Regions from separate parts of the Homo sapiens genome. Here region 2 is linked to region 1. A link is an interaction called in ENCODE POLR2A ChIA-PET data of the cell type or tissue named here. Cell type or tissue: PC-3. All regions are shown on one strand. Each heading gives the region's core, and the rest is flanking DNA. Links, peaks and the distances in the headings are about the cores only. Region 1 has its middle 77 kb from the start of LINC02058. Region 2 has its middle 13 kb from the start of LINC02058.

Region 1 (15,772 bases), core at 3,504-11,503:
ATACCAAACAGCTTCCCCTCTGAGGACTAATTTGAGAAAACTCAATACACAACTGTGAGAAAGATATTGCAGACAAGACTATTGACTGGGATTTATAAACTGTGCCCAGAGAACAGCAGGATTTTTAAGGCTATATGGACATAAGTGTTCCATAATGTTTTAGAAGTGAAAACAAAAGAATTGGGAGTTATTAAGATGTCCACACCTTTCAGTTTGAGTCTTAAATTAATTTGCCCATTATGCTTTTTTAAAAAAGCAATTTAAACTGGAAAAACTGCTATAAAATTTCTCTGTGACCTTGGGAAAGTCATTTAACATGACCAGGCCTCAAAGTGCTTATCAAAGAAATGAAAAGGATTTAGTATTCACACCAAAACAATATTTTGTTCTTCAGTGACATCTTAATAGATTAACAGAAGCCATATTTTGTAGGCTTAACACATAGAATCTGACTTCTTTCCCCGACTTAATTGATGGGTTGCTCAATAATCTCCCTACCCAACTTGTTTTCTCTCATCAGCTTGCTACAATATTTAAAATTCCCACCAGGACCTTCTTGAGTTCAGGATTATCTCTAGAATGCCTTCTTTAAAATGCAAACAAATTATCTAGAGGATAGATACATAAACTCATTAATACATATTCAATATGGATTAGTGATCTTTAAAACTTAAATCTGATCGGGTCACTACCTGACTTAAAATCTTTCAGCAGCTTCCCAGTGGGCTTAGAAAAAAGACAAACTGCTTAATGCAGGCTCTGAGCCCCAGCACATTCAATTCCACCTCCCTGCTCACTTCTCCAGCCTCATCCCTACTGCTCTCCTCCGGCTCTGTGAGCTCCAGCCACTCTGCCTTCTTTCAATCTCCTGCAATCACCCTGCTTCCACCCGCTGCAGGAAACTTATATTTGCTGTGCCCTTCACCTGAAGTACTTTTCTCTAGTTTACCTACTTAGTGTCTATATATCTTTCATTTCTCACTTAATTGCTGCCTTTTCAGGGCAGTGTTCCCTGAACTAATTTATGACTAAGTCAAGTTCTCCTAATCCAGACTCCCCTAGCACCATGCACCTCCGTTTCCATGTCTTCAGAGCCCTCCTCCTTTAATTATCAGATTGCTGGCTGCCTTCCTCACTAGATTGTAAACTCCTTGAGGACAGGAATTACATCTGTTCCTTACTGCCTATCATGATGCTTATGCCCTTCTAAATATTTGTGGAATGAATGAATACAGGATTAAATGAATGAATACATAAATATATCATTCAGATTAGTCAGCTCTGAGATTTAAAGCATGGAAATTTGTGGAATAAGATTTAAGACAAATTAAAAGCCAGTCTTCCCAGTGGAAGATCCCAGGATCCCCACTCCTCCCTTAGGCTGTTTCTCCTCTTCCCTCTTCTCCTAGTCCTCTCCTTCTTCTTCACTTCCTTTCAGCCATGCTGACTTCCTTGTGGTTCCTGGAACGCACCAAGCATCCCCTGTCCTTATGGTCTTGGGGCATAGGTCATTTCCTCATAGGAACTCTCCTCCAGGCGTCTGCATGGCTAACTTCTTTACTCAGAAGCCACCTTCTCAGTGAGGCCTATCTTGACCATCCTGTTTGAAAGCACAATCCTCTTTCTCCACTCCCCATCCCTTGCCCATAACTCATCTTCTTTACCATGCTTTATTTTTTTCCCTCATAGCCATACTATCTTCTAACATCTCATACAATTTACTTGTTTATTATAGTTATTTACTGTTTCTCATCTTAGAATGTAAGCTTCTGGAGGCCAGGGATCTCTGTTTGGTTCATTGACACACCCACATACCTGGCTTGAACAATACCTAGCTACACAGAGTGAGTGTTCATAAATATTTGCCGAATGAATGAAGGAAAGGCCATGGGCAGGAACCTCATCCAGATGAAGTGTACGGTGAAAAATACCAGGCAATAAGCAGTCCCAATGGAGAGCAGCAGGAAGGAGGCAGGGTTTTAAAAACAGTCATCTGCTTTTCCATTTTGCATTAGGCCTAACCCTACTTTTAATTTAATGAACATAGTGAAAGATTCTAATCTACTCCAAAATAATTTATATAATAGATAGGCTTATGGGCATGACCATGCTTCTGACAAATGAGAGATTTCTGTCTTTGAGTTCTGCTGTGTAAACATGACAGATGGTTATATAAACATAGTACTTAAGAACTGTATTTGGCAAAGGAGCAAGAAATATTCTTACAATGACATTCTGCACTTTTCTTTACAAGAACCAGAAAATTGTATAAAGACATGAAGTCCCTTTCCCTTAAATCTGTAAAAAGTGTCTATTACCGTGTTCACCCAAGTCAACCATATTTCCAAACTGTTCAAACTGTATTGCTCTTTCTGCAACTGGACAACAATGGCTAATTTGATATTTAGGAAAATGTATTTAAGCTTTGATCTTTAATGTTGACTAGTTATTTGATATTTATTTAACTCCTGAAAATCTCAAGACTTATGAAGTACAGCAAAGGAAGAAAAAAATGCAAGTATCTTAAAAACAGTTTTATTAATATTAAATTATATTTAAGTGGGAAATTTGCAGAAATTTTCTATTCAGTAGACAATTTTAACGAATTAGGTTTACAACTTAATTGTATCAGACTTAGAGGAGGTTATATAATTTCTGAGGTCACCTTGAGATCATAAGGAAGATAATGCAGACTTTATTCTCAAATACAGCTCCCAGGAACGTACTTAGCTTATGAATAAACAGATTAAGAAGGATCTTTTGTTTCTTCTGTTACTCTTGCTCTTTGAATCAAGATTCAAAGATCATGATTTCTCTGCCTACACTCGCTCTAAGTTGCTTTTCTCTCAAAGGATGGTTTTATATGGTGGTACCCCTCCTGCCCCTACCCACCCCCCACCCACCCCCCAGCCCCTCATCTGTCTCCAGCCTTCAGTCTTTTCAAGAGAACAGAAGGAAAAGAGAGCTAATCACACACAGTCCACACTCTGGCCTTCTTAATGAAATGATTTAGGTTACTGAAGTTCTCCCTGTTAATGTTGTAGTTGTAAAAACTATGTGTATTTCATTAAAATTTCTTATGACTTTTGTTACATTGGCAACAATATCTCATATTTTATAGGAATATTTCTAATTGATATCCACAATCTAGATTTCAAGTACCTGGACAATGACATGTGTTCTGTAATAATGGCTATTTAAAGCAATAACTCAGAAAAGGACCAAACCAAACCAAACAAAACTGTGGGTAGGTGGGATCATGAGATATTTAGCTTGAATTAGAGAGTCACAAACCTTGTTATTTAAAAACTGGAAAAACTGGGAAAGCTTCATTTTCTCCATGAATTTTAAAGAGTGCACAAGCTTAACCCACTGAACACAACTCTGAAATGTTTCTAATTCCCTTATTATCAAGGAAGGTAGACCAGAGGGTGTGGAAAGAATTTTACCTTAGGGAAATGTACCGCTGTGCATTCTCAGTAACTGTATAGTCCATTTCTGCCTGTATGCTTGAAAATTAACGGCATGTTAACGGGACTATTGCCTACACTTGTGGCACTGTCTGCATAGGATTAGGCCATTAAATATTGATGGAGATAATTGTTCCTGCACTTGAACATCAGAAAGATGGAACTAAAAGTAGTTTAACTGGCATTTGCCTTTATGCTTGGTAAATAGAGGGCTGGATTTCAAGGTACAGAAGGATAAGTATTGCCATGTACTCAGCTCCATAGCCAAAGCATCATTGATCAGAAAGTGTGGTTTGTAAAAATGTTATAGTAAAAGTTAAATGAAACAATTCAGCTGAGGCTTGTCGAAATTTACTGGAATAGAATGTGATATAACTGTGCATTTAGAACATGCAAGCATGATTTCTTGCCATTTGTTGAATTATTTTTTATTTTAAAATGAAATTCACATGTGCTATGGGAAGAACTGCTGTTGTAGTTAGTGTATTTTATAATCCAGAAGATTTCTTATACTTTTATCAGATAATGCCTTAGGCAGGCCAACTGATTGAATAAAAGTCTCTAGGGCTTACTCTGTTTTATTGCTGTGCCTTGGAATTGTTTGTCTTCCAAACCAGATTTTCTCTTGAAAGGTTGTGTCCTGTTCATCATCTTAACCTCAGTGCCTAGTACAGTGCTTAACACATCCTAGCTAATCAATAAATATATGTCGAATGAATGTTTGTAATATCATCCATAACCTTGATATTGTTACACAGTCATAGAAATATCTCATCTGATGGAACTGAGTTTCACCAGATTTGAATGATGACACCGGAGCCTCATGTACTTTACATTATTGGTAAAAACAGGGATCTTGGCTACCAGCAGACTTGTTTTTGGATCTAGGCTCTATTATTTACTAGCATGTGATTTGGAGCAGATTATTTAAAATTTTTAACCCTTAGGTTTTTTATTAGTAAAATGGGGATAATATTCCCTATCTCATAAAGCTGGTTTGATAATTAAGTAATGTATTTAAAAGATCTATCCATAGTGCCCAGAACACCATAGCTTCTCAATGACAAAAATTATGTTCAAAAATTGCATTCAAAAAGAATTTGAGCGATTTCAAGGATCTATCCAATGGGTCTGTCTTTTGTCCAGAATGTGGTAAACAAAGAGAAAGAAAATAATGCAAGTGTCTTGAAAGCATAATACTAGGGGATTATTTGTTTAATTAAAATGACTTTCAGTCTTATTTCAGTTTATCTTTATTTATTTATGTATCTTTAATATTCTAAGCCTGTGTGGCACGAATCACTTGCTGGGTAAACTAAACCTGCCTAAAATTAAATCAGAATGGATCTCCTTATTTGGTGACCACTGTTATTATGGGCTGAATTTTATGCTTCTCCCTAACCCCAAATTCATATGTTGAAGCCCTAAACCCCAGTACCCAAGAAAATGACTGTATTTGGAGACAGAGTTTGTAAAGAGGTTATTAAGTTAAAATAAGGCTGTTAAGTGGGTCTTTATTCAATCTGATTAATCTCATAACAGGAGATTAGGACTCTCAGAAGAGACACCAGAGGCGTGGCCACACAGAGAAAAAGATCATGTGGGGACACAGTGAAAAGGCAGCCATCATAAGCCACAGAGAGAGGACTCAGAAGAAACCAACTCTGCTGACACCTTCATCTTGAACTTCTAGCCTCTAGAACTGTGAAAAAACAAATTTCTGTTGTTAAGACACCCGGTCTGTGGTATTTTGTTAAGACAGCCCTAGCAAACTAACACAATTTTGTACACTAAATAAAGTCCAATTCAATTTTAATTTTATAGAAACTGAAACAAATAATTTAAAGATTTACTTAGTAAATTACTTCAGATTGGGATCAAATGTGTACATGAATTATGAAAATGTAAGAAATGGATATTTAAATAAGTATACCAGAACATAAAAATTCCAGTGCCTGGTTTTTTTTTTTTTTTTGAAAGCCACTTATCCCAACAATAAAACTGATGCTCAAAATATTTTGGGACCTATCTTTATACTCTGTTAATTATGCACTCAAGAAAATAAGTGTGACTATATTACAGCCACTCCATTTTTGTTTGTTTGTTTATGTTATTCAGCTTAGTCATTTAAACAATTTTCACTGCAATCGCTACAAGTTTTGTTGTTTCTTAGTATTGAATCCACTCTCAAGGGATGATGACTTTCCACCATGAACTTTGAAAACAGTTCCAAAGAAAACTTCAAAAAGGTTTTGAGTGCTTAGGATCAATGTCAATCCAGTGGGTACCTTGATTTTTTACCTCCTACAGTCTGAAGCTCTTGTAGCCACTAGCATAATCTCCTGCATAGGTGTCCCTGGTGCTATTCTATTTCCTTTGGTAGCATGCTGGGTGCATCTCCCTGATGCTGTGTTTCCCGGGGTTCACAGATTTATGGTGTCATTTGATTTTTGCTTTTCAAATATCTTGAAATATTTCTTTTGGCTGACCTTGTTTAGGTGTGCTTCATTTTAGCTGTCTGTCAACTAACCTCCCTGTGCAGGCTGTTTCTAAGCCTCCTTATCCCCACCCTTTGCTTTGGTTGTTACATCCTGCTACCTCTCTTTTCAAATTTTACTTCCTTAGATTCGGTTATGTTACTTAAGCCAGTTAAAATTTCTCTTAGTTTCTGATACTATCAGTGCAGTGGAAGGGAGGCAACAGTGTGAGAGTTAAGTGAGGACCCTGAGGTTGGACTCTCTGAGTTCGAATCTCAGCTTTGCTTGTTGCCACTATCTGTGATTCGTTTGATTACTTACCTTTCAGAGCCTCAGCTTCCTTCTTCTTACAATGGGGGTTTCAGTGATACCTACATTATTGGTCATTGTGAGATTAAATGAGTTGATATCTGCAAAGCTCTTAGCAGAGAGCTTGGCACACAGTAGGCTCTCAGGAAATGTTAACTGCTGCAATCATACAGCATCTGTTTCTAGGAAGTAACAATGTGCATGCCTCAGCAATGGCTGACTCCTGTGCAAAAAATGCAAGCTAGAAATCCAGTTGCCTCTGAAAAGCTGTGAGTTGTCACTTAATTTCAGAAGCCACATGAAGATGGATTTCATGTCTCTTATCTTTGAGTGAGGCCAAAACCAAAAGCAGCTGGTTTTCACCCAAGAAAGTGGCCTGAAAATTATCATTGCACATTTCTCTCCCACTTTTGTTTTAAATTAGACTCCTCAAAGTCTCTACGTGGATAGGAGGCTATTTAATATTTCATTTGATCCCATTTTGCTACTAGAAACATGTAGACTTTGGGTGGGAGAAGCAGAAAGTGACTGAATAAATTTCAACAACCTTAATTTGGTTCATCTCAAAACTACATCTGTAGCCACATTTCCATTGAGGTTCCAACTTCTATCATTCCCGAAGAACAGGACAGTATGAACCTCAAAGGAACAAATTCATTAATAGTAATTAGAAGTGCATTTTGGCATCTGTGAGATGAAGAATTACAAATTCAGTCCATCTGGGCCATTTTTTTAAAGTTCTTCTTACCTGCTGGTCTCAGGAAGGAAGGAGTCATCATTGCATGACATAAGGGAACACAAATACTGCGGCTGAAGCCCGTGGAGGTGCTCAGTGTCTGTCTTAACACATATTCATGGTGGGATGAGTCATATGCTCACTCATTTTTAGTTACATTTATTGACCAAGCTAAAAGTGTTACTTAAGATATATTAAAGACAGATGTTAAAGGCTAGACACCATTTTCTTTTAAAATTATTTTTAAAGGAGGGCTTAATGCATATTCATATTCAATTTTATGATCCCTTTCATTTCAACTACACCAAATTTCCAGTGTCCATCCTAGAGAACCTCTGTAGAATTCAAAAAGCTACAGTTTTTACTTTGAACTTTTTTCTATGTAGATAGAGTTTCATTCACAACCAGATAAAGATATCTTTGTATCCTACTTATTGTAATAATAGACCGGATGGATTCTTGGTAAAACCTGAATATTTTTAAATGCTCTATATGTTCTAGCTCTAAATTGCATGTTTTAAGCATATTGCTTTGAAATCCTGAAAAAAATGCATACTGAATTTTGATGTGTTCTAAAACAGTCATGAAAATTAACATCTTCCCTCAGCCCAGGGCCAAACAGATTTTTTTGCAGGGCCAAATTAGAATCTGCCTACAGGCTTCAGATAAAAAAAGGTAGCAAGCAGGCAACTTTTTAAAGTCAGAAAAGGCAAAGTAATCTTACATGGCTATCTTTTTTGGTAATCTAAGTAGCTGGGGAAGGGAACAATCTTTTAATTTAGCCATAACCCTCTAGAGTATGTGGATGTTGGTTGATCTTTGCCAGGATTTAAGCAGGCATAATGGTACTGTATATCTTTTAGGCAACTAATGGTTTTAATGGACATATAAGTTACTGGGAGTAGAACTTACAAGGCATGTTAACTAGGTACTCTTTAAAAAAAAATTAAGGTTCACATTTGAGTAGACTTAACTTATTATATGGAACTGGGAGGTCAGAAGCCAGAACCATAGACTACTGGTTACAGATCACCATTTCTATCTGCTCTGAAATTCCATAGGTGAAACTAACAGCATGGACTATAACAGAAATTAGACTGAGTGCATTAACAGAGAAGCAATCCCTGTGACACCAGGAAAAGAAAGAGAGCATAGTGCAGCCCAGAAATAGAAGGCCTTGGAATAAAAGCATGTGAACTTGGAGACTCTGTGATGCACAAATGTGGATATGGATATAGATGCATAGAGCCCAGGACCAGTTAATTCAAGAGACATTTATGGGCACACACCCAGAAGTATGCTAGATGCGGAGGGTCAAATATAAATAAGACACAGTCTCTGTCCTCAAAGAGCTCAAAGTCTATTGAAAGGACTATAAGAGGATGAAGGGAAAACAACCTAGAGGAGCTAATATGAATAATAATGAGCAAACATTTTTTGAGTGCTTAAGATGGCCCACTCACTATTTTCAGCCTATTAGCATTTATTTTCAATTGTATAACAACTCAGTGAGTTAGGAACATTTTTTATTTTCATCTTGCACTTAAGAGAACTGAGACTAGAAGAAGTTAAGTAACTTACCCAAGGTCACAAAGCTAACAATTGGTGCCACAGCCAAGAAAAGGAATACAGAATAGGAACAGAAAGAGAAGTCATTTATATATATTGATCATTGATAGATACATATCATTGTATATGTCTCATTATATATATCCTCACTCCCTCCACACATACTGTAAATATGCCTTATATGTTCCTGCTTCTCTAGTTTTCTGTATGCCATTAACATTCTTGAAACATACTTAATGCATTTCCTCATTCTTTGTGTCTGTCCACCTGTGAAGATCAGCTTAAATTCTACTTCATTTATGAGTCCTTCTCTGAAGACTCTTGATGGAAATGCTCTCTCCCCACCCTAAAACTTTATTATCTTTATTTTTGTTTGCTTATTTATGAAATGTTATTTTATAGAGTATACTATCATTGCTTTTCTTGAGTGTAGCAATTTAGAAAGTATTTCCCCTCAGGTCTACACATGTAAGGCATACTGTGTTTCTTGATGTGTCAATGGATAGATTGAAACAAGGAAGCCCCTGTCATTCAGGCACCATTGCTGCCTTATACCAATGTCTGATGTGCCATTGCTTCTCTTGGTTCCATTATTATTTACAGTTATAATCAGGGATTGTAAATGAAGTCTACTTGACTGTCTTTTGCTGATAGAAACTATTCTGGTAGAACTGACTTCCAGCATTCTGTACTGCTGGGTCTTCTGCTGGGTCACTTCTTGGTTTACTCTGACTATCTCACTTCACTGTTTTATATTCTTTTTAGTCTGATGAATAATATCATACAAGGAAAGGCTGGAAAGAAATCAGCTAACCAGCCAGGATGTTTCCCTTGCAACAATATTTTATGATCCTTTACAAAGTTGCCAAAATGGGAATCATTCATTTGCAGCTCTCTCATCAGATTATAGTTCTAATGCCTAGGGTGCTGGCCATGCCCAGAGCCAGAGACCCTTGGAGTAGATGGGCCCTCTCTCTTCTCTGGAGCTCCAGATATGCCTGGGTTGTAGGATGGTCATTTTAACTGACTGAGTAAACAGTCTTTTCAGCTTCCTTTGAGTTCTTTCCCTGAGCAGCCACCTAGGAGTACGATAAGCTCTAAGGGATTGGTAAAATACCCCAATTGTTCTCCATCACACTCCCTTATTTACTGTGCTGACAAAGTCAAATAACTCCACAAAGATATCGTGTTGGCTGCAATACCCCCCGCCACGGCCCCCCCACCCCACTGGGGAGGCTGAGGCAGGAGAATTGCTTGAACCCAGGAAGCGGAGGCTGCAGTGAGCTGACATCACACCACTGCACTCCAGCCTGGTGACAGAGTGAGACTCCGTCTCAAAAAAATAAAAAATAAAATAAAATAAATAAATAAAATACAATATCTCTTGAAGGGACTCTATTTGACTTAATTGGTAGTTCTATGTCTGACAATGCTCAGGTTAAATCTTTGTGTTTTCTAAATGGCTTCAAGTCTTTGAAGACTGAGTCATAGGGGAAACCAGAGTTTAGAATTCTCAATCTAGCCAAATGGGGTTACACAAAAATATGAAATTGTAATTATGTTATTCTTGAGTGGGAGCTGACTAAATGTTAGATTCTTTCTCTGGGAGTAGCCAGATTATGAATCTAGTGGACTGCAATAGAATCTCATGATTTGTTCAGTGAAGGCCAATACTCCAGGTGTGCCAACTGTGAAGGAGAGAGTTTTAGGATGAGAGTGCCCATGATCCACTTTGTCAAGAAAGAGGTAGCACAAATCTTTCATTCATGGTCCATCTGTGAGGTAAAGTGTAAGAAGTTTGAGAAAACGCATGTGCTAACCTTTTGTGTCTATGTGGCTTGTGAACATGCCCACTGGACTAAATGTTGAAGAAGGGGTAGGTTTATGTGTTGCTGGTTCTATAAAATACAAGGATCTCTATGGTTTATCTTAACTCATTTCCCCATCCAGTTGATAAATTATGCTTGCTAGTTATTGAGGGAAGAAAAATGTCCTCTTCAAAATTCTCTCTTTTGTGAAAAAGAGATTTTTATTGTGTATACGACAAGGCTTTATGGGATACATATAGGTTGTAAAATAGTTACTCTAGTGAAACAAATAAACATGTTTATCACTTTAAAATATCTCTTGTGGCTGGGCGTGGTGACTCACACCTGTAATCCCAGCACTTTGGGAGGCTGAGGTAGACAGATCACGAGGTCAACAGATCAAGACCATCCTAGCCAACAAGATGCAACCCTGTCTCTACTAAAAATACAAAAATTAGCTGGGCGTAGTGGCGGGCGCTTGTAGTCCCAGCTACTCGGAAGGCTGAGGCAGTAGAATTGCTTGAACGCAGGAGGCGGAGGTTGCAGGGAGCCGAGATCGCACCACTGCACTCCAGCCTGGCGATGGAGCGAGACTCTGCCTCAAAATAAAATAAGATAAATTAAAATAAAAAATATAAAAAGTATCTCTTGAAGGGGCTCTATTTGACTTAACTGGTAGTTCTATGTCTGACAATGCTCAGGTTGATGCTAAAAAAAAAAACTTAAAAAATAAATGCATAAGGGCCAAAGAGAGGAACATACATTCTCTATTTCCCTCTCAATTACCCTCTCTGTCTTTTTAAGCAATGCCAGATGACATAGTGAGGAGTTGAACAGAGAAAATAGCCTTTAACATTTTCCAGTGATGTATATTAAGCATATTTACTTTATGCCATGTAATGTGTAAGGAGCCAAAGCAAGAAAGAAAAGTGAGGTACTGTTGCTACCCCAAGTCAAATGGAATGAGTAGAAGGAAAAGAAAATGCCCATGAAAAAGGATATGATAAGAATAGTGGAGAAAAGATTAATCGGAAATCATCATGAAAATGTAATCATGTGGGAGGAAAGAGTTTTCACAGAAGACTATACAAATTTAGGAAAAAATTAGTACTTTTTAAAAGCTTACAACAATTCATAAAATTGAATTTTTTTTTTGCTCTCTAAAAACAAGCATGCCAATTTAATCCATTATGGTAGGACATGTGTTGTTTGTTAGCTTTTGTTTTTGTTTTTATGAGATAATGAATTGTACTCATCTCCCTTGTGATTTGGAGCATAAGGTTTCATATATGTGGGATGTGACAGTGGAATAGAAATATTAGCTGTTCTAAATAGAGATCATCCTAGCAATGTTGGTCTCATTAGCTCAAAAAGATAAATCCCAATTCTAGAAATAAAGAAATCAAACAAGGAAATGAAGCTAAGCAAAATTCCATTGAGGTAGTTTCTTTATGACAATTAATATTAATTTGGACAGCTACAATAAACACTATCTTGTTTCTACCAAATATCGTGATATGATTCCTTATCATGGTAAATGGCTATGATAGTCAGAGATAGAAATAAGTCAAATTTTACATGTTTGAAATTTGAGAACGGAAGGTATTATAAATAAATGTTTTCTAATGTAGTCGAAGCAAGAATTTTTCAATTATAATTCCAGAGAAAAATGGTTACAAATTAATCCCTTACAAATACATTGGCATATAAAATGTAAGTGGTAACATGTTATTAATTACCTTACCAAGCACTGCCTAAATCCAATTCTTTGGAACTTGCACGATTTTCTCAAAACATTTAACAAAGCACACACATATTTAAGATTTGCAGTTTATGTTAGTGTTCATAGTATGGTATTGATGCTGCTTACTCATCATCTGTAATACATTAATTCATTCCTACATTCTTCATGCATTTAGTATAGGGATATAGACAGGAATAAAGCACAGTTCCAGATCTCAAGAAATCACAACCTTTCGGAGATGATGAAGTCACCACAGTTTTCGAGGAGCCCATTCCCTTTCATTATATATATTCAAAGTGTAGAGTGGTAGATGATAAAGGATAGAAGCCTTGGCTCTGAGTCCTTCTTCTACCAGTTATTAGCTGTGCTCTAAGGAAAGCAGATTCCCATCAGTAAAATGAGATAGTAACCCAATTAATACTAATTGAGTTAAGAGAATTATGTGAACTAATGCGAACGAATCACTTAGCACAGTTCCTGGCACACTCAAATTGTTTAAAAAATTTAAGCTTTTATTATCATTACATCATTTGAATCTGGATAAGAATTCCTTTCTCTTTTTGCCCAGGAAAATGCTAAGCAATTTTTATGGATATACAGATCCTAGGTAGAAATACTGGAACCAAAACTTAGGTTTTGGTGCTAAGTGATTTATATGCTCAGTATTTTTCTTTCTGCTACATTAGACCTCTTCTGAAATAGCTTAATTTTCATAAATTCCTTGAAAGAATAATGCTTATAATTAATATGGGAAAAGCATTCATGCAGTTCTCTCTAAATCTCCTTTTTTTCTGGCTACTAATTCTGAGAGCTACTAATTCTGTTCTTTCACAGAAATATTTCTAATATTGCAGCATGATACTTGCAACTAAATGATGATTAATAATTACAGGATAAATTATTCACTTTTTCTCAACCAATTATCACCACATTATGAACTCATCAACTTTAGACCCTTGATTAACTCTTACTTTGTAGCTATTAAACTTAGTTTCTTGAAAAAAAAAAACACTTAAGAAAAAGATGTTAAGCATACACTAAAGCTTTGTCAGTTCTGTTTTCAGGCTACAGTATTTTTTTTGACTACTGTGTTATACACCCCATTGGAATCCATTACTGTGGCAGGTTTTTCTAGGCAAATAGCACACCAGAGGGAAGTTTGGGTTTGTGTTTTCTTCTTTCTGATTTAGTTTATTCTTTGGTTGCTAATTTGCATTTTTCTCTGAAGAAGATTAGAATTATAATACATATGCAAAAGCATAAAGCAAGGAAAACAATACCCTCCCCCAACTAAAAGTATGACCTTGGACAAATCACCAATTTCTATCTCAGTTTAAACATCTATAAAAGGGATTAATAATTCCTAGTGTAAAGCTCCGTTTTGCAGAAACAATGTGATGATGTTCTGGAGCTAGCCAATTGTTAATGGTTCAGGAATATTGCAAGCTAGTTGTTAAAACCTTAGTAGTTTAAAATTGGCCATGGGGATAGTATCTACACCATGGAAATTGACAAATGCTGCAAAGTAGAGTTTTTATTTTCCTTCCCAGACAGGGGGTTTACCAGCAGCGCATCACGGAATAACACTTGTAAACCATTTAGCCAAGTTCCAGATCTGTATTAAGAATTCAAAATCTTAGTTCTTAGGAGTATGATTATGATGTTAATTCAGAAATCTGCATAGGAGTGTTTTTTTTTCTTGTAGTTACCTCTCCAAAGGCTTGTACCAATTTATATCTTTAAACTAACAATATAGATGTCAAGATGTTTGTGTTATGAAATCTGCCTTTCAGTACTAGCTCAATAGAGTAAATTTGAGGAATATGCAGTTTCATGGGAGAACACTTCTTATTAGTTGATAGCTAAGATGCTTTAATAAAAGAGAGATGCAGAAATGCTGCTGCCTGCAGGTCGTTGTAAACTTCTTGTTTTGTTCTTCCTCTTCAGTGTTAGTACAGGAAACATTTCATGAATTAATCTGGACTAACATAAAAAAATAAATATTTTCTAATCATAATGTACATCCTCATCTCTCTTCATCTTGTATCTTCTATTTTTTGTGTTTTTTCCATGCAATGAACTTGGCTTACCTGCAAGTAAACTGTGTTTGGAAATTAAATACAAATACAACATGTGTTTTTAATGACAGGGCCCATGGCTTGACTCTGAGAACATCCATATATCAAATACTTTTATGGCTTTGTATGCTACTTGATCTGGACATTGGAAAAACAGGAGTCCAGGCAGAGCAGAAGGGTTTCACAAACCTTGCTTGTGCAAGTGATTAGAAGTGGCTGTTTGAATTCACATTTCATCTGGTGAACTCAGAAACGGACCACACTTTTCATTAGGATTGTTTCCACTAGAAAGGTGTGGGAATCTGCTACAGCTAGATAGCAGATGTTAGGGATAGAAAACTCTCCATTAAAATATAAAATAGGGATGTTTTATAGGATTTAGAGAACAAGAATTAAAATATGTTGAAGGGGCCGGGTGCAGTGGCTCATGCCTGTAATCCCAGCACTTTGGGAGGCTGAGGCAGGCAGATCACCTGAGGTCAAGAGGTCGAAACCAGCCTAACATGGTGAAACTCTGTCTCTATTAAAAAAAAAATTAGCCCGGCATGGTGGCAAGTGCCAACAGCTACTCGGGAGGCTGAGGCAGGAGAATTGCTGGAACCCAGGAGTTGGAGGTTGTAGTGAGCTGAGATTTCACCATTGCACTCCAGCCTGGGTGACAAGAGTGAGAATCTGTCTCAAAATAAATAAATAAATAAAATAAAATAAAATAAAATAAAATAAAATAAAATAAAATAAAATATGTTGAAGGAATACACTTACATATTTAGAGTCAATATTGACCAACAGAAAAATATGTTTTGACCAAGGCAATTTTATTTTTAATGAACAAGTTCAGAAAAGTTACTGTTCAGATCCAGTTATATTTCCTTTATTTTCCTATTATCTTATTGGTATATATTGTTTTGTCTTACAAAATATAATGGATGTACAAATTAAATAAATATATATTATATATATATCCTCACACTATTTTTTCTGATTATAAATGTTTTATAAATCAATGTGAAAATTGAAGAAATAGAGCAATGTGCAAGGCATTGATGATTTTATCACTCAAATACAACTACTGTTAAAATTTGGATAATAATCTTTTAGGCTTTTTAAAAAAAATTCAAATAAATATAAACCCATTTGAATGTAAGCATGCATATGTATGATTGTTCATTTGCTTTTTTATGTATTTATTTTAAATATGGGGACAACTTGCTTTTTTATCTAATATAGCATATTTTTCCATGCCAGCAGATGTAGACCTATTTCATTATTTTTAATCTTTATATATAATTTTGCTGCTTTCAGGTACCATAATTTGTGTAACTGATTTGTTGATGGAAATTCAGGAGTTTATAGTTATCAACATTAAAAACAATGGCCTTTTGTATGTATATCTCTTCTCTATATCTATACATAGTTGTATATTTGTGAATATTTCTATAGAAAAAGAATACCCAGAAGCAGATAGCTTTTTACTATTTAAAATTTTCAAAATGATACCACAGTGGGCTTTATGCCCATTTTATTGCTGAGCTAACTAAATAGTAAAAGGGTTAAATCATCTATACAAGGTCATGTAGCTAG
Region 2 (15,772 bases), core at 3,614-11,613, 65 kb after region 1:
TTTAGATCAGCTGACATTAAAAATAGGGAGATCTGAAAATAAGTCATAAATATTTTACAATAAATGTAATTAACTTTTCTCAATTATTTTTAGTTATATTGATAATTTAGTAGGAAAGTGCTGCATGATAATTATAAATATAAGCCAAGTGTTCTTGGGATTTCTGGTAGCCATTACAAAGCAAACCTTTTTAAAATGTCAGTTTGATCACCAGTATCCAAACATGTATCATGGCTAAATGTGGTGACTGGAATTTTTCAACTTAAAATTTCCCCACATGCTATGGTTTTACCTCTCTGTTCTCTTACATTATGTGTTTTATTAAAAGAGCCAAAAGCGTTCCCCTAAAGTCCATCTCCCAAATTCTCTTACATTTTGGTTGCTTTAGGGATCTTAATCTGATACAGTTAGTCTATAAAGATGATGCATTTCAGTATAAAGAGTTGATATCCCTGCTTCTGATGGGACACTAAAGAGAGGACAATCCCTACCCTGAATGTTCGCAGATGTCTTCAGTCTATCTGTGGCTTCCATAGTGTCATGATAGTTACCTTCCTCTCACTATATCTAGATAGTTTTATAATCCTCCACTCTGAATTTTGACCTTTAGTGAAGAGCCTGGCTTTTAGTCCTGATCTCAGGTTCTTTCTTCTCTCTCTAGAATGAAAGTAATTTTCTCTTTTGTCTTCCAGTTAGGTGGGAACTTGCCTCTGCCATGTTACTTTTTTCTCCCATTACTTTGTTTGAAATCCCCTTCTTTAAGCATTCTGGCTTGCTGTTAGTAAGAGAAAAAGTACGGATTTAATGTTTTCAAAATCTTATCCCCAAAATATTATAAAAGTGCCTGATATTGAGATGGGTTCTAGAAAACCAAGAAGAAAAGGCATATCTCCTGACTTCAAAGAGGTCACTCCTTACTGACCAGACAAGATTGATTGGGGGCACACTAGAAGGCTTATAGTAGAGAGCAGTGACATGGAAGGCTTTTCAGGGGTAGCATTTCAGTTGAGACCTGAGGAGTTTTCTCCTAAATTTTCATTCTAGGCAGAAGGAACCGAATTTCAAAAGTGCGGAAGGCATAAGAGAGCATGGGGTATGTAGGAAATGAGTTCAGTGCGTCTGGAGCTTAAAGCATGAAGGGGAAATGATTAGAAATGAATTTGGATAGATAGGCAGGGCCCCTTCATAAGGTTTTTAGTATGTCATGGAGTCTGTTGTCATTAGAAGCCTCTGAAGTGTTTGGGGGAGATCAGATTTGCACACTAGAAAGAGCTCTCTAATAGTAGAATGAAAGGTAAGTTGAAGGTAAGGGTTGGAATTGGGTGGGGAAAATTAGATTTCGAGAGACCAGGAAGGAAGTCTGATCTGAGTAACCCAGTTGTGTGCTGATGACTGTCAAAACAGGGTAGATGTGAACTTTTTGGCAAGGTGGAATTGATAGATTCAAGGGTTAACTGTGGAAGTTAAGAGTGAGGAAACATTAATGATAAAGTATTGTATATTTCAAAATTGCAAATAGATTTTAAATGTTTTGACTATAAAAATGATAAGCATGTGAAGTGATGAACATGTTAATTAGCTTAATAGAATAATTTCACAATGTACACCTATTTCAAAACATCACATTGTACCCCATAAGTATGTATAACTATTATTTATAAATTAAAAATAAAACAAAAATAAATGAATAAATAAGAAGTTTTAAAAAAAAACACTGCTTTACTCTTCAAAAAATAAAAAAGAGGAATGAGACTGACTTCTAGGATTCTGGCTCAAACACTGAGTAGATACCTTCATTTCCCTTAAGATTCAGAATAAGTGAGGGGTTGTTGGGGCAGATTTGGTGGGGGAGGGGACTGAGATGAGTTTGGCATTGGATGTCTAGAATTCCATGTACATATGAAAGGACCCAGTGGCAGATAGAAGACTGATAGCTACCATGATACATATACTTATTTTTAATACCTATTGGCTGAGTTCTATAATTTAATGGTTATGATAAAGCTAAGACAAAAATCTCATCTCTGATTAGAATTTGTTAGAGTTGTAATTTTATACAAACTACATAATCTCTCTGAACCTTAGTTCACTCTAATAGATGTAATTCTAACTTTATAGAATTGCCACAGGCTTGTTATTGTGTAGAGCCTAGCAGAGAGCGTATACATAGTAGGTACATAAAATGTTATAGCTATTACTATTAATAAAAGGAAATTAGGGCAAGAGGAAGAAAGCACATCTTTGTTGTTTTAATCTGATGATTTCAGAATTTAAAGGTTAAATTTTTTCCTATATGTTGGTTTATTGCAACAATACATTTCTATGATATTATTCTGGAGTCTTCATTTGCATGTGATAGAAACCAATGCAAAGTAGTCTTAGGAAAAATAAAATCCACGGGCTCATGTAACCAGTGAACTCAGTGTGGGATTGCATTTGGCTTCTGTGGACCTAGAGACTCAAACAATGTTGTCAGGCTGCTCTAGCTCTCTTGCTCTGGCTCTAGCTCCCCTTCTCTCACTTGTTCTTCTCTGCTTCTTGTAAAGTGGTCTCCTTCCCTCCTATGCAGAGAGACACCCTCCATGTAGGTAAGGAACACACTCACCACCGGTTCCAGGTTTACATCATTCCAACTTGACACAGTGGAAAGAAAGTTGCTGTTTCCTGACATTTGTGATTAAATCTGCTGGGATTCCCCCTCACCCCCAATCACAGTCCAGCCAGCTTTCCTCAGGAGCACTAAACCCTAAAGCATCCATTGCATGAAGTAAATGAACTTGTCTCTTTTGCTTCTAAAATGGTGCAATTTTGTCACCTGAATTATTTTTTTCTGAGTTCTGTGGCCCAGGTGAGGAACTCTGAGAAAAGCTGGGTGCGCATGTGGTGAATGCACAGGCCAAGGTTAGAGAGATAATGAGAAATATGAGTTTGAGAAATCTTCTTGCATATCCAAAAAAACAATAAATACCACCTATGCTTAGATGATGACATTTTAGAGAACACTGCCTGTGTGCCTCGAAGAACATTGATGTGTTGGTTTCTCCTGTAAAGATTTCCTGCCACCCTCCACCCCACAAGTGAAGCTGTTATCATCCCTACCTCCCCAGGCACAGAGGAAGCAGGGATACGCCAAGTACATTCTTCTGGCTGGCTTCCCAGGTCCTCTTCTTGAGCTCTTTACTGAAGCGCCTCAAAAAGCGGGGGGAGAATTTTGAGGTGAAAAAGTAGTAATATTCTGTTGGTTGCCAGAGTAACTTTCACGCTGTGCCACAAAATGTCCCTTGGTGCCACTGTCAGAGCTGTAATAAGGCTCATTTGTCAGTTCCAATGTGACATTTCTTATGTTTCTATATAATGCTTCTTAGATTATGATCCTTAGACAATAATCATTGTCAGCGTGATCATCTTTGAAAACAAAGGAAAACATGAACATCCAATGCCCCAAATCTGAACTGTTCTATTTGCTCTAAGCAGTGTGCGCCTACTAAGGTGTTAGCCTGCTGTCTTCAGCGTCCTTTCAGTGACTAACGTGATTGACTATTCTTCTGCAATCAAAGAGGCCCAGATTTTACTTCACTTCTAGGGCTGTTGGACTGGCCTTCCTTTTTTCTTCTGTGTATATGTGTGTGGCAGGTTTTTGCTAAGAAAGCTATTACCCCTTTGATTTTGTTTTAAAATTTACAAAGCCCATTAGGCAAGAACTGCAGATTTTGCCAGATCCTTGGTAAAAGGCAATCATCGCTGGTCAGTTTCCTTCATTGATACTTGCATAAACAAAGAGGATGCTTTAGCCCAAATTATGTTGTCTTGTTTGCTCCTTCACCTTATGCTAAAAATCCCAATTTTAGAGATAAAAAAATCCAAATCAAGATAACGTCCCAGAGGTCAGTTAGCAGGTAGTGATTTCTAGTTTGTTTTATTTTTAAATAGCCTCTTTTAAAGAAGGTAAATCACTTGTAGCCAGTCTGTGTCAGTCAACTGAGAAAAGCTGACAAAATGAATCCAATAATAGAGTTTTTCATATATAATAGAGACTCTTTTTGTATAAAAGATCTAGCTAATTTATACTAAAGCTTTTGTGTGGATATTTAATTATTCAGATAATTACCTTAATTTGCCAATGGAAATTCAGCTATGCCTAAATGGCGTTAAGTTTGGGAATATAGGCCAGTGCTTTTCATTTTGTTTTATTACCTTACTCAGAACATTGGTTTGTTCAATCTTCTATTGTTCTTTTTACACTTTTATTCCAGGTTAATTTATTTTTACAGCTCCAAATAGCGCCTTTGTGTGAATAAAGTCTAAACCACGGATAATTTCAATTTTATCTTCTCAGACAATATCAATTCTCATCTTTCTAGATGTCTACTGGACATTTCCTTTTAAATAGCTCATCACAATCTTGAGGTCCATGTGCCTAAAATCAAACTGGTAATCTAAAAATCACATTTCATTTTTTGACCCCAAACCAGCTAGCTTCACTGCGGTACCAACCTTCACTTTTCCTTTCACCCCTTTGTCTTCCATTCCTTTAAGCAACATTCCTCAGAGTTATTCATCCTTTTTGTTTTCAAACTTTCTTGCCGCTTTCTCTTTAATCCAACCTAATGAGGCTTTTGCCTCTACTCCTCCAAGAAAACAGCTATCAGGTAAGACCTCCATGTTGTTAATTCAGTTGTCAAATCCTGACTCATTTTACTCTCATCTGAAACTTGATATGATTTCTTTCTCTAGAATGTCCTGGTATCTTTCTGGTTGATCCTGCACAGTCACCTAAGCTGGTGTGTATCACCTGACACCTATAGTTTGGAGGTAGGCTCAGTGTTTAGACTTCTCTTTTATAATTTACACGTCATATGTGGATTTTTTTTCTTTCAGTTTTATGGCTCCAATTACCATTCAAATGTTGAAAACTCCAAACTTACATCTCCAACCTGAAATGCTCCTTCAAACTCCAGACATCTCTATTTGGATGCTCTAGACATCCCACACTTTATAGATCCAAAATCAAGCTTCTGATCCTTCTTCCATAATTTTGTGTCTTCCATTCTTTTCCATCTTAGTAAACCTATTCTTCCAAGTGATCAGGGCAAACATTTTGGAGCAATCATTGACTCCTCTCTTTTCTCTCACATAATCCCACCTCCAATATATCAGCAAATCCTGTCATATCTACATTCACAATCAAAACTGCCTACATAATTTGTGGGGTCTTATGCAAAATAAAAATGTAGGATTATCTATTCAAAAATCACTAAGAATTTCAAGACTGTGACAGCAGAGCATTAAACTAAGTGCAGAGCCCTCTGCAACTGCCTAGGACACCTTTCTATAAAAACCTGTATACAATACACTCATTCCAACTGCTTTTCACCTTTTCCAATATCATGGGGCCCAAAGCCACCATCATTTCTCTTTGAACTATTTAAATAATATCCTACCAAGTATTCCTGATCCCCCATTGACCCTCTGCATTTATTCTCAACTGAGCAGTCAGAGTGACCTATTAAAAGATAAGTCAGATCCTATAACTTGTCTGCTCAAAATTCTCTAGTGACTCCTGTTTCACTCACAGTGAAGCCTCCATTTCTCTTTTGCATCCTAAGTTAGTATGTCATAATTTCACATATAGATAACTACAGTATCTTCCAAGTCTACTTATTCTACTCTCTTCTGATTTTGATCTGCCTGGATGCCTTAATAAGGCCAATCTTTATAAAACACTGTTTACATCACCTCATTTAATAATACACAATCCTTATATCATAGTATTTGAAGCAAAATCTCCTCTGGCTCATAAGTCTTCCACTGCCTACCCCAACTCTACAAAAGAATACCATTGTCTATTTTTTTTCTCCAAAAGACATCAATCACAGGTTGTTGTTCTTGTACTTTCTACCATGTAATGAGACAACAAGAAGGCATTTCTATGATGTCATGAGACAAGATTAAGATGCCAACATCTTAATCTTTGACTTCACAGCTTCAGAACTACATGCATTACTCTTTTGGGTTGAGCAAGTTGGGAGCTAAGGGAATATTGCTTTCAATGCATCTTGTCATAGCAGCTCTTATTATAAAGAAAGGGGCTCAAGATGGCTGACTGGAGGCATCTGGTACTTAGCTCATCCCCAAAGAATAACCAGAATAGTAAGAATAGTAAGTAAGTAGATAATAGTAAGTAAGTAGATAATCACACTTAGAATGTTAGAGACTAACATAGGAATATGCCTGAATACTGTGTGAAGGCACTGCTCTTAGGAGGAAGCTCACACCATGTCCCACGTACCTCCCAGCCCCCTGAGTCCTACTCAGCTACAGTAAGATACCACATTGAGATCCCAGCCCCTACCAGAACACATTCTTCCCAGAGACCCAACAGCACTTTCATCTCCACAACCCTGAAGCCTTATTAACATTCCTTGCCCATGGCCACCACTATAGCTGACTGCTGATGCCAACGCTGAAGTGTGAGCCATTGGTAAGGGCGCTGCTCCCCCCCAGAAGCAGAGCCACCATGAATTTTTATGTGCCCTAAGAACAAACTTCCCAACCCACAGCCATCATGCTGCTGGCTGCCACCACCAGGGCCAAAGCATGAGAGAAGGATGAACTCCCCAGCCACCTAAATGTACTGCTGCCACTAAAAGCAATGTCACCCTCCCCAGTAGCAGGGCTTCAGTGTAGCTTCTGCCACTCCCACTGGATTATTCTGCTGGTGGTGTGGAGATCACTGTGTCCCTGCCTACCATAGCCAATACCTGCATGCACAACTAGGGGGTCTGAGGACAGGTCCACCTAACCTGACTCTGTCTCCCCAGTGCCTGAGCATGCCATCTGGGGACATGGGGACCACGTAGGCCACTTCGCCATCACTAGTGCTTGCGTACATCTCCTGGGGGCCTGAGATTGGTCCCACCCAACCTACCTCTACTACCACAGCTGGCATCCATCTGCATGTGTGCCACCTGCAGGCCAGGGGATTAGCCCACTCAGCTCATTGCAGCCACTGTCAACATCAGTGCAGACTGCTTGGGAACCAGAGAATTCACTCACCTGCCTGGCCCATCGCTGCTACTACTACCACCTAAGCTCAAGAATCAGGTCACCTAGTCCTGCTAACACTGGTTACAGCATATGCTACACTAGGGCCCAAGGACAAGTATGCTTGGCCTGCTGCTGCCATGACTGGAGCACAAGGACAAACCCACCTGACATCCACATGCTCAGATAAACTTCACATAGCCTCACTAACAACCACACCCTAAGCCACTGAGGAAATCACTGACACTGTTTATAGCTGAAGAAATCATATGGAGACTACACTACTGCATGGGCTTAGAATCAAAGCAAATGTACCCTACTCAAACAACACCACAGATATATCTTCAGGGAAAACTTCTCTCCTACAAAAGCAAATTCAAAAAATTGGAAGAGACAACTGTTATACCGGATGCACAAATATTGATTTAAAGACACAAGAAACATAAAAGAGCAAGAAAATATGACACCTCCAAAGGAATACAATAATTTAATAGCAGACTACAATCAAAAACACATTTATAAAACCTGGGGAAAATAATTCAAAATAATTCCAAAAAATCTCAGTGAGATGCAAGAGAATAGAGAAAAAAATAAAATAAAAAAATCAAAAAAATAATTCAGGATATGAATGAAAAATTTATCAAAGAGATGCCACACAAAAGAACCAAACAGAAATTCTGGAACTGAAGAATTCATTTTGTGAAATACAAAATACATTAGAAGACTTCAATAATAGACTAGATTAAATGGAAGAAAGAATTTCATAACTTGAAAAAAGGTATTTTGAAATAACCCAGTCAAACACAAATAAATAAAAAAGAATTGAAAAGAATGAGCAAGGCCTACATAACTATGGAACACAATAAAGTGACCCAATATTCAAATTTTCAGGTGTCCCAGAACACATAGAAAAAACAAAAAAGATAGAAATCCTATTTAATAAAATGATAGCTACAAATTTCCCAAGACTAGCAGGAGATTTAGACATCCAGATACAGAAAGATCAAAGATACCTAAAAACATGCAATTCAAAAATATCTTCTCCATGGCACATTATGGTAAAACTGTCAAATGTCAAAAAAAAGAGAATTCTAAAAACAGCAAGAGAAAAGTATATAGTTACTTATAAGGGAACCCCCATTGGACTAGTAGCAAATTTCTCAGTAGAAACCTTACAAGCCCAGAGAGAATAGGATGATATATTTAAAGTGTGGAAAGAAAAAACTTGACAGCCAAAGATACTATACCCAGCAAAGTTGCCATTCATAAATGAGGGAGAAATAGTTTTTCCCAGACAAGCAAAAGCTGAGAGAATTCATTACCACTAGACCAGCCCTATAAAAAATACTTAAGGGAGTCCTACATCTGGAATCAAAATGTTGGCATCTACCATCATCAAAATTCATGAAAGTATAAAACCCACTGGTACAGCAAACACACAAATAAGGATGAGAAAGGACTAAAGTGTTACCACTACAGAAAACCACCACACCACAGTGATAAAAATAAGGTAGGAAGAAAAGAACAAAGGATACACAAAACAACCAGAAATTAATTAATAAAACAATAAGAATAAGCCCTCACATATCAATAATAACCCTGAATGTAAATGGATAAAACTTTCCACTTAAAAGATATAGACTGGCTGAATGGATTAAAAAATAAAAACCATAACCCCACTATATATTGTCTTCAAGAAACTCATCTTATATGTAAAGACACACATAGACTGAAAGTAAAGAGATGGAAAAAATTATTCAATGCAAGCACAAAACAAAAGGGGGCAGGAGTAGCTATACTCAGGTAAAACAGACTTTAATTCAAAAACATTAGAAAAAAAGAAAGACAAAAAGTCATTGTATAATGATAAAGGAATAAATTCAATAAAATGATATAACAATCTAAACATATACGTACCCAACACTGGAGCAGTCCAATATATAAGCAAATATTATTGACCTAAAAGGAGAGATAGACTCCAATACAATAATATTTGGGGAATTTAACACCCCACTCTCAACATTAGACAGACCATCTAGACAGAAAATTAACAAGGAAACACTGGATTTAAACTGCACTTTATACCAAATGGACTTACAGACATTTACAGAATATTTCACCCAATAGCTTCAAAATATACATTCTTCTCCTTAGCACTGATATGGTTTGGCTCTGTGTCCCCACCTAAATCTCATATTGAATTGTAATTCACATTGTTGGGGGGAGGAACGAGGTGAGAGATTATTGGATCATGGGGGCTGACTTTCCTCATGCTATTCTTATGATAGGGTGAGTTCTCATGAGATCTGATGGTTTGAAAGTTTGTGGCACTTCCCTCCTTGGTATCTCTCTCTCTTTCTCTCCTGTCACCATGTGAAGAAGGTGCTTGCTTCCCCTTCACCTCCTGCCATAATTGTAAGCTAACTGAGGCCTCCCAGTCATGCTTCCTGTTAAACCTGCAGAACTGCGAATCAATTAAACCTATTTTCTTCATAGATTAGCCAGTCTCAGGTAGTTCTTTATAGCAGTATGAAAATGAACTAATACAAGCACATTGAACATTATCCCATATAGACCCATATGTTAGGCATGAAACAAGTCTTAAAATTTTTTAAAAAGTTGAAATCACATCAAGTATCTTCTCAGACGACAGTAGAATAAAACAAGAAGTCAATAACAAGAATTTGAGAAACTGTACAAAATACATGGAAATTAAACAACGTGCTCCTTAATGACCTTTGGGTCAAAGAAGGAATTAAGGAGGAAATTAAAAATTTTCTTGAAACAAATAAGAATTGAAACACGACATTCCAAAACCTATGAGATATAGCAAAAGTAGTGTTAAGAGGGAAGTTTACAGCAATAAATGCCTACATCAAAGAAGAAAGATTCCAAATAGACAGCCTAACAATGTACCTCAAGGAATCAGAAGAGCAAGAATGAACCAAACTCAAAACTAGTAGAAGGAAAGAAATAATAAAGATAGGAGCAGAACTAAATGAAATAGAGACTAAAACAAAAAATACAAAGGATCAATTCAATGAAAAGTTGGTTTTTTGAAAATATAAACAAAATCAGTAAATTGGTAGCTAGGCTAATCAAGATATAAAGAGAGATGACTAAAAGAAATAAAATCAAAAATGAAAAAGGTGACATTTCAACTGATACTACAAAAAGACAAAAGATCATCAGAGACTATTACATACTGGGAAACCTAGATAAAATGGATACATTGCTGGACACATACAGTCTACCAAGATTGGGTCAGGAAAAAATAGAAAACATTAACAGACAGTAACAAGCAATGAGATTGATTCACTAATAAAAAGTCTATTAGTAAAGAAAAGTCCAAGACTGATGGCTTCATTGCTGTATTCTACCAAACATTCAAAGTAGAACTAACAACAATTCTAAAATTATTCTGAAAATTTGGAGGGAATACCCTCTAGCTGGGTCTATGAGGCCAGGATTACCCTGACACCAAGAACAGACAAGGACACAACAAAAAAGAACTATGGGTCAATATCCCTAATGAACAAAGATGCAAAAATTCTCAATAAAACACAAAACTGAATCCAACAGCTAATCAAAAAGATAATACATCATGACCAAATGAAATTTATCTCAGGAATGCAAGAGTAGTTCCACATACTCAAATAAATAAATGTGATACATTATGTCAACAGAATGAGGGACAAAAGTCAAATAATCATCTAAATAGACACAGGAAAAGCATTTGCTAAAATTTAATATTCTTTCATGATAAAACTCCCTAGAAATTAAGTATAGTAGGTATGTACTTCAACACAATAAAGACCATATATAACAAAGCCCAGCTAAAATTATATTAAATGGGGGAAAAGCTGAAAACCTACCTGTAAGAACTGGAACAAGGCAAGGATTCTGACTTTCATCAGTCCCATTGAACATAGTCCTGGAAGTCCTAGCCAGAGCAATTAGGAAAGAGAAAGAAATAAAAGGCATCCAAATTGGAAAGGAAGAAGTCAAATTGTTTCTCTTTGTAGATGACATGTTTTAATATCTAGAAAAGCCTGAAGACTCCAGCAAAAAAAAAATTTTTAGATCTGATAAGTAAATTCAGTAAAGTTGCAAGATACAAAATTACCATACAAAAACAAATAGCATTTTGATACACCAATAATGAACTAGCTGAAAAAGAACTCAAGAAGGCAATCCCATTTACAATAGCTACAAAAAATTAAAATACCTAGAAATAAATGTAACCAAGAAGGTAAATGACCTTTATAAGAAAAACTATAAAACACTGATGAAAGAAATCAAAGGCAACACAAACAAATAAAAAGATATCTCATGCCCATGGATTGGAAACATTAATATTGTTAAAATGACCATACTGCCCAAAGCAATCTACAGACTCAATGCAATCTCTATCAAAATACCAATCCTAAAATTTATATAGAAGAAAAATGAGCTTGAATATCTAAAGCAATCCTGAACAAAAAGAAAAAAAGCTGGAGGCATTACACTATCTGACTTGAAAATATATTAAAAAGCTATAGTAATCAAAACAGCATGGTATTGGTATAAAAACAGACACAAAAACCAGTGGAATAGAATAGAGAACCCAGAAATAAATTCATGTATTTACAGCCAACTGATCTTCAACAAAGGCACCAAGAACATACATTGGGAAAAGGACAATAAATAAATACTGGTTGGGAAAATTAGATATCCATATGCAGAAGAAGGAAACTGGAGCCTTATTTCTCACCATACACAAAAATCAATGTAAGATGGATTAAAGACTTAAATGTAAGACCAGAAACTATAAAACTACTAGAATAAAACATAGGGGAAACACTTCAGGACATTGGTCTAGGCAAGGATTTTATGGTTACGATCTTGAAAGCACAGGCAACAAAAACAAAAATAGATGAATGGGATAATATTAAACTAAAGAGCTTCTCCCATCACAGAAAACAATCAATAGAGTAAAGAGACAACCTGTTGATTGAGAGAAAATATTTGCAAACTATTCATCTGACAGGGGACTAATATTTAAAATATATGAGGAACTCAAACAATGAAACAGTGAAAATTTCCCATTAGAAAGTGGGCAAAGGACACAAACAGATATGTATCCAAAGAAGACACACAAATGGCCAACAGATATATGACAAAATGCTTAACATCACTAATCATTAGGGAAATGCAAATCAAAACCAAAATGAGATATCATTATACCTCAGTTGAAGTGGCTACTATTGAAAAGAAAAAAAAAACAGATGCTGGCAAGAATGTGGAAAACAGGTAACTCATGCACTGTTGGTGGGAAAGCAAACTAGTTTAGCCAATATAGAAAACAATATGAAAATTTCTCATAAAACTAAAAGAAATACCACATGGTCCAGTAATCTCACTACTGGGTATTTATCCAAAGGAAATCAGTAAATCAAAGGAATATCTGCATTTGTGTGTTTATCACACCACTATTCACAATAAGAAAGATGTGAAATCCACCGAAATCTCTATCAGCAGACGTCAGGATAGAGAAAATGTGGTTTACATGCACAATGGAATACTATTCAGGTGTAAAGAAAAATGGGATTATGTCATTTGCAGCAACATGGATGGAAATGGACGTCATTATGTTCAGTGAAATAAGCCAGGAACAGAAAAACAAATATTGCATGTTCTCACTCATATGTGGGAGCTTAAAAACTTAATCTCATAAACGAAGAGAATAGAATGATAGATACCAGAGGCTGGGAAGAGTGTGTGTGTGTGTGGGGCGGGGGGGGGTGGAAGGAGGATAAAGAGAGTTTAGTTAATGAGTACAAATGCAGGTAGATAGAAGAAATAAGCTCTAATGTTCCATAGCAAAGTAGGGTGACTGTAGTTAACCATAATGTATTGTAAATATCAAAATAGTTAGATGAGAGGACTTGAAATGTTCCCAACACAGGAATGATAAATACTTGAGGTGATGGACACACCAACACCCTGCCTTGATCATTACACAGTTCAAGAATGTAACAAAATACCACATGTACCCAATAATTATGTATAAATATAATGTATCAATAAAAATATTTTTAAAACTCCATTCATATTAGTCAAGCCAATGTCAAATATACTCTGCATTCACCCATAATCCTGCTAGCATCATTTCCTTTAATAGAAAGTATGTCTCATTGCTTGACGTCTGTCGTAATCATACACATCCTCCAAGGTGTCCTTTATTTTCTACCTCCTCCCTTAAGCCTTCTCTGATCATCTCATTCTCACTGATTTACCCTGCACTCTAATAGTTTTGTTGTTGTTGTTGTTTTATTGAGACAGGATCTTACTCCGTCGCACAGGCTGGAGTGCAGCGGTGTGATCTCGGCTTACTGCAACTTTCACCTCCCCTGTTCAAGCAATTCTCCTGCCTTAGCCTCCTGAGTAGCTGGGACTAAAGGTGCCCGGCACCAGGCCTGGCTAATTTTTGTATTTTTAGTAGAGGCAGGGTTTCACTATGTTGGCCAGCCTGGTCTCAAACACCTGACCTCAGGTGATCCACCCGCCTTGGCCTCTGTGCCTAGGATTATAGGCGTAAGCCACCGCACAGGGCCTCTTATAGATTTTTGTACTACCTACTTTAACATAAAGTTTTACTCTCTGAAATTGGTCACAAATTAATTCAGTTAATAAGCACTTTTTGGGTAGGGTCCATATATTTACTGTTCAATTTCCATTGTACTCTTAGCCCAAGGAAAGTACTCGACGTACATTTATTTATTGACTGATTGTAGACATGATCTTAGCTTATCTAATAGTTATTGATTTATTAAACACATTATATGTATTAACAAAGCACTAAATATTAAACAAACTGAGGTAGATCTTTCTGGAATAGTGCCAGAGAGGATATTCAATATACACAGAATAAGAAGAGCTATCATTTACTGGTCACTTGGCAAGCACTTTACTAAGGATTTTACATAGGTGAGCTAATTTAATCTTCTCAATAATCCTGAGTTAGACATCATTATGATTCTCATTTTATTTATGAGTAATCTGAAATTCAAAGGGACCCTCTCAAGGCACAAAGCTAGCAAGTGTTAGAATGGGTTTTAAATATAAGTGGTCTCATAGCTGAGCCCATACACTGAGCAGAATTTTCTCTCATAGTCTACATTTGTTTACTGTAAAATTTTAAGACCTAGGTCACTATCATAATTTGAATACAAAGTTCCCCTATATGCTTTGCTAAATACAAATAATAAATTTCCCTTTTTGCTTTATCAGAGGAGTATCAAGCCTTTGTACTTTGTCTTTGTCAGACATCAGAGAGAAAACCACTAGTCAAATATTCACCCATTTTTCAGTTAAGTCCACTTTATAAACAGCTCTTGGCAGCACAGAGAGCCCACATGGTGAGTGCATAGTGCTGTCTTTCAGTCATTCCACCACTGGGACAAGAGTTTCAAGGATCTGCCAGTCTTACAAATTAGTTTCAGAAAGACTTGTTTTCAATAGTTGAGTTTAAAAACATTCTAAATTACATTTACTACAGTTTGTTTAAAGCTTTTTTTTCTGGCCTATCTTTCTGAGTTGCAGCTTAATTTTTCACTGTCTCATTATAATTTCTCTCTTTTTTCTGGATTTCATCCTCTCATTCATTATTCTTTGTCTCCTCTCTTGTTTCTGGCTTTTCTTCCTGCAGCTGGGCTTTGGTTAGAAGGGGTGGACGCAGCTGCCCAACCGTTTTCACATTCTTTACTGATACGATTTTCTTGAGGTAAAACATCATTTAAGAAGTATTACTCAACAATTAAATGTTTCTGTCCTCCTCAAATTCTGTGTGTGAAAGTCTGCCAAGAAGATCCTTTGCAGTTGTTTGTATTGGTTTGGATCCCTTCCTGTTATGCATTATTTTATTTGTTCTGTGCTTGTTTGCCTTTTATGTAATATTTTCTCATAGTTCTAATTTCCTGTTTCTATTTAATCTTCACCACTGACTTGGTTCAACTGTTATCTTTCCTTTTTTTCTTTTTCAGGAGGAAGGGGTTCAAAGGCTACTTTTCCCTATAAGTTTTGACACTTATTAAACTACATGTTTCTTCAATGTAATGGGCTAAATTTTTACAGAGTTCAGGGGCAATTGTGAAGCTAGGAGTTGTACTCCTGCTTAGTTTTGAAGACTCTAACTTGTCCACTGTGCTCTTGGTTTGAAGCAGCAGCAATTTTTGTTGATATTACTACCTAAGGGTACAAAATTGTGCCCATGAGAAAGTGATCTGCTGTGGAAACCTTACACTATCTGGACTTCAGTGCTATTTCTAACTGGAAGTGCCTTAATCTTTCAAAAATTACAGTAGGCTTTTTCAGCATAGCATCTTAGCTGACTTTTCAATGGAACACTGAATAATTAAATATCAGGTTCTTCCTAAGTAATTGAACAAATCTTATTCATCATGCCTAGCTTATCTTTAGATAAATAGGGATGTATCAGGGTACTTCAATGCTGCTCTTCAACATTTACAGAAGGGAAAGGGATGGGATGGGTCCAGGGATAATATTAACGTATTTAACAATTATAAGCACCAACAATCAGAATGGAAGCCAGTCTTAGAGCAGGAGTTGGAAACCTTTGTCATGCCAGTACTTCCCACCTTGTTTGCTGAATTATTGGGAGGCTGGGGTCTTAGCAGTGGGGAACAGACGGTGCACTTAAGGCCCTTGAGCTAGTGTGGAATTATCT

The links. Peaks named below come from ENCODE experiments on the same cell type or tissue, not always from the same donor. Only the 100,000 strongest peaks of a DNase experiment are listed, where the experiment ranks them.
Region 2: POLR2A ChIA-PET joins it to region 1 with 5 read pairs; 4 of 35 experiments call an interaction of 5 or more read pairs at or near these places.

What each region holds. Positions count from the first base shown.
Region 1 is chr5:93,009,377-93,025,148 of GRCh38, reverse strand. No RefSeq gene overlaps it. Among named protein-coding and RNA genes, the nearest start is that of LINC02058, 77 kb to the right of the region's middle. In PC-3, for the core only: no CTCF peak of the experiment used is centred there; a DNase peak (open chromatin) is centred at 7,078; H3K27ac peaks cover 500 bases.
Region 2 is chr5:92,944,450-92,960,221 of GRCh38, reverse strand. No RefSeq gene overlaps it. Among named protein-coding and RNA genes, the nearest start is that of LINC02058, 13 kb to the right of the region's middle. In PC-3, for the core only: no CTCF peak of the experiment used is centred there; no DNase peak of the experiment used is centred there.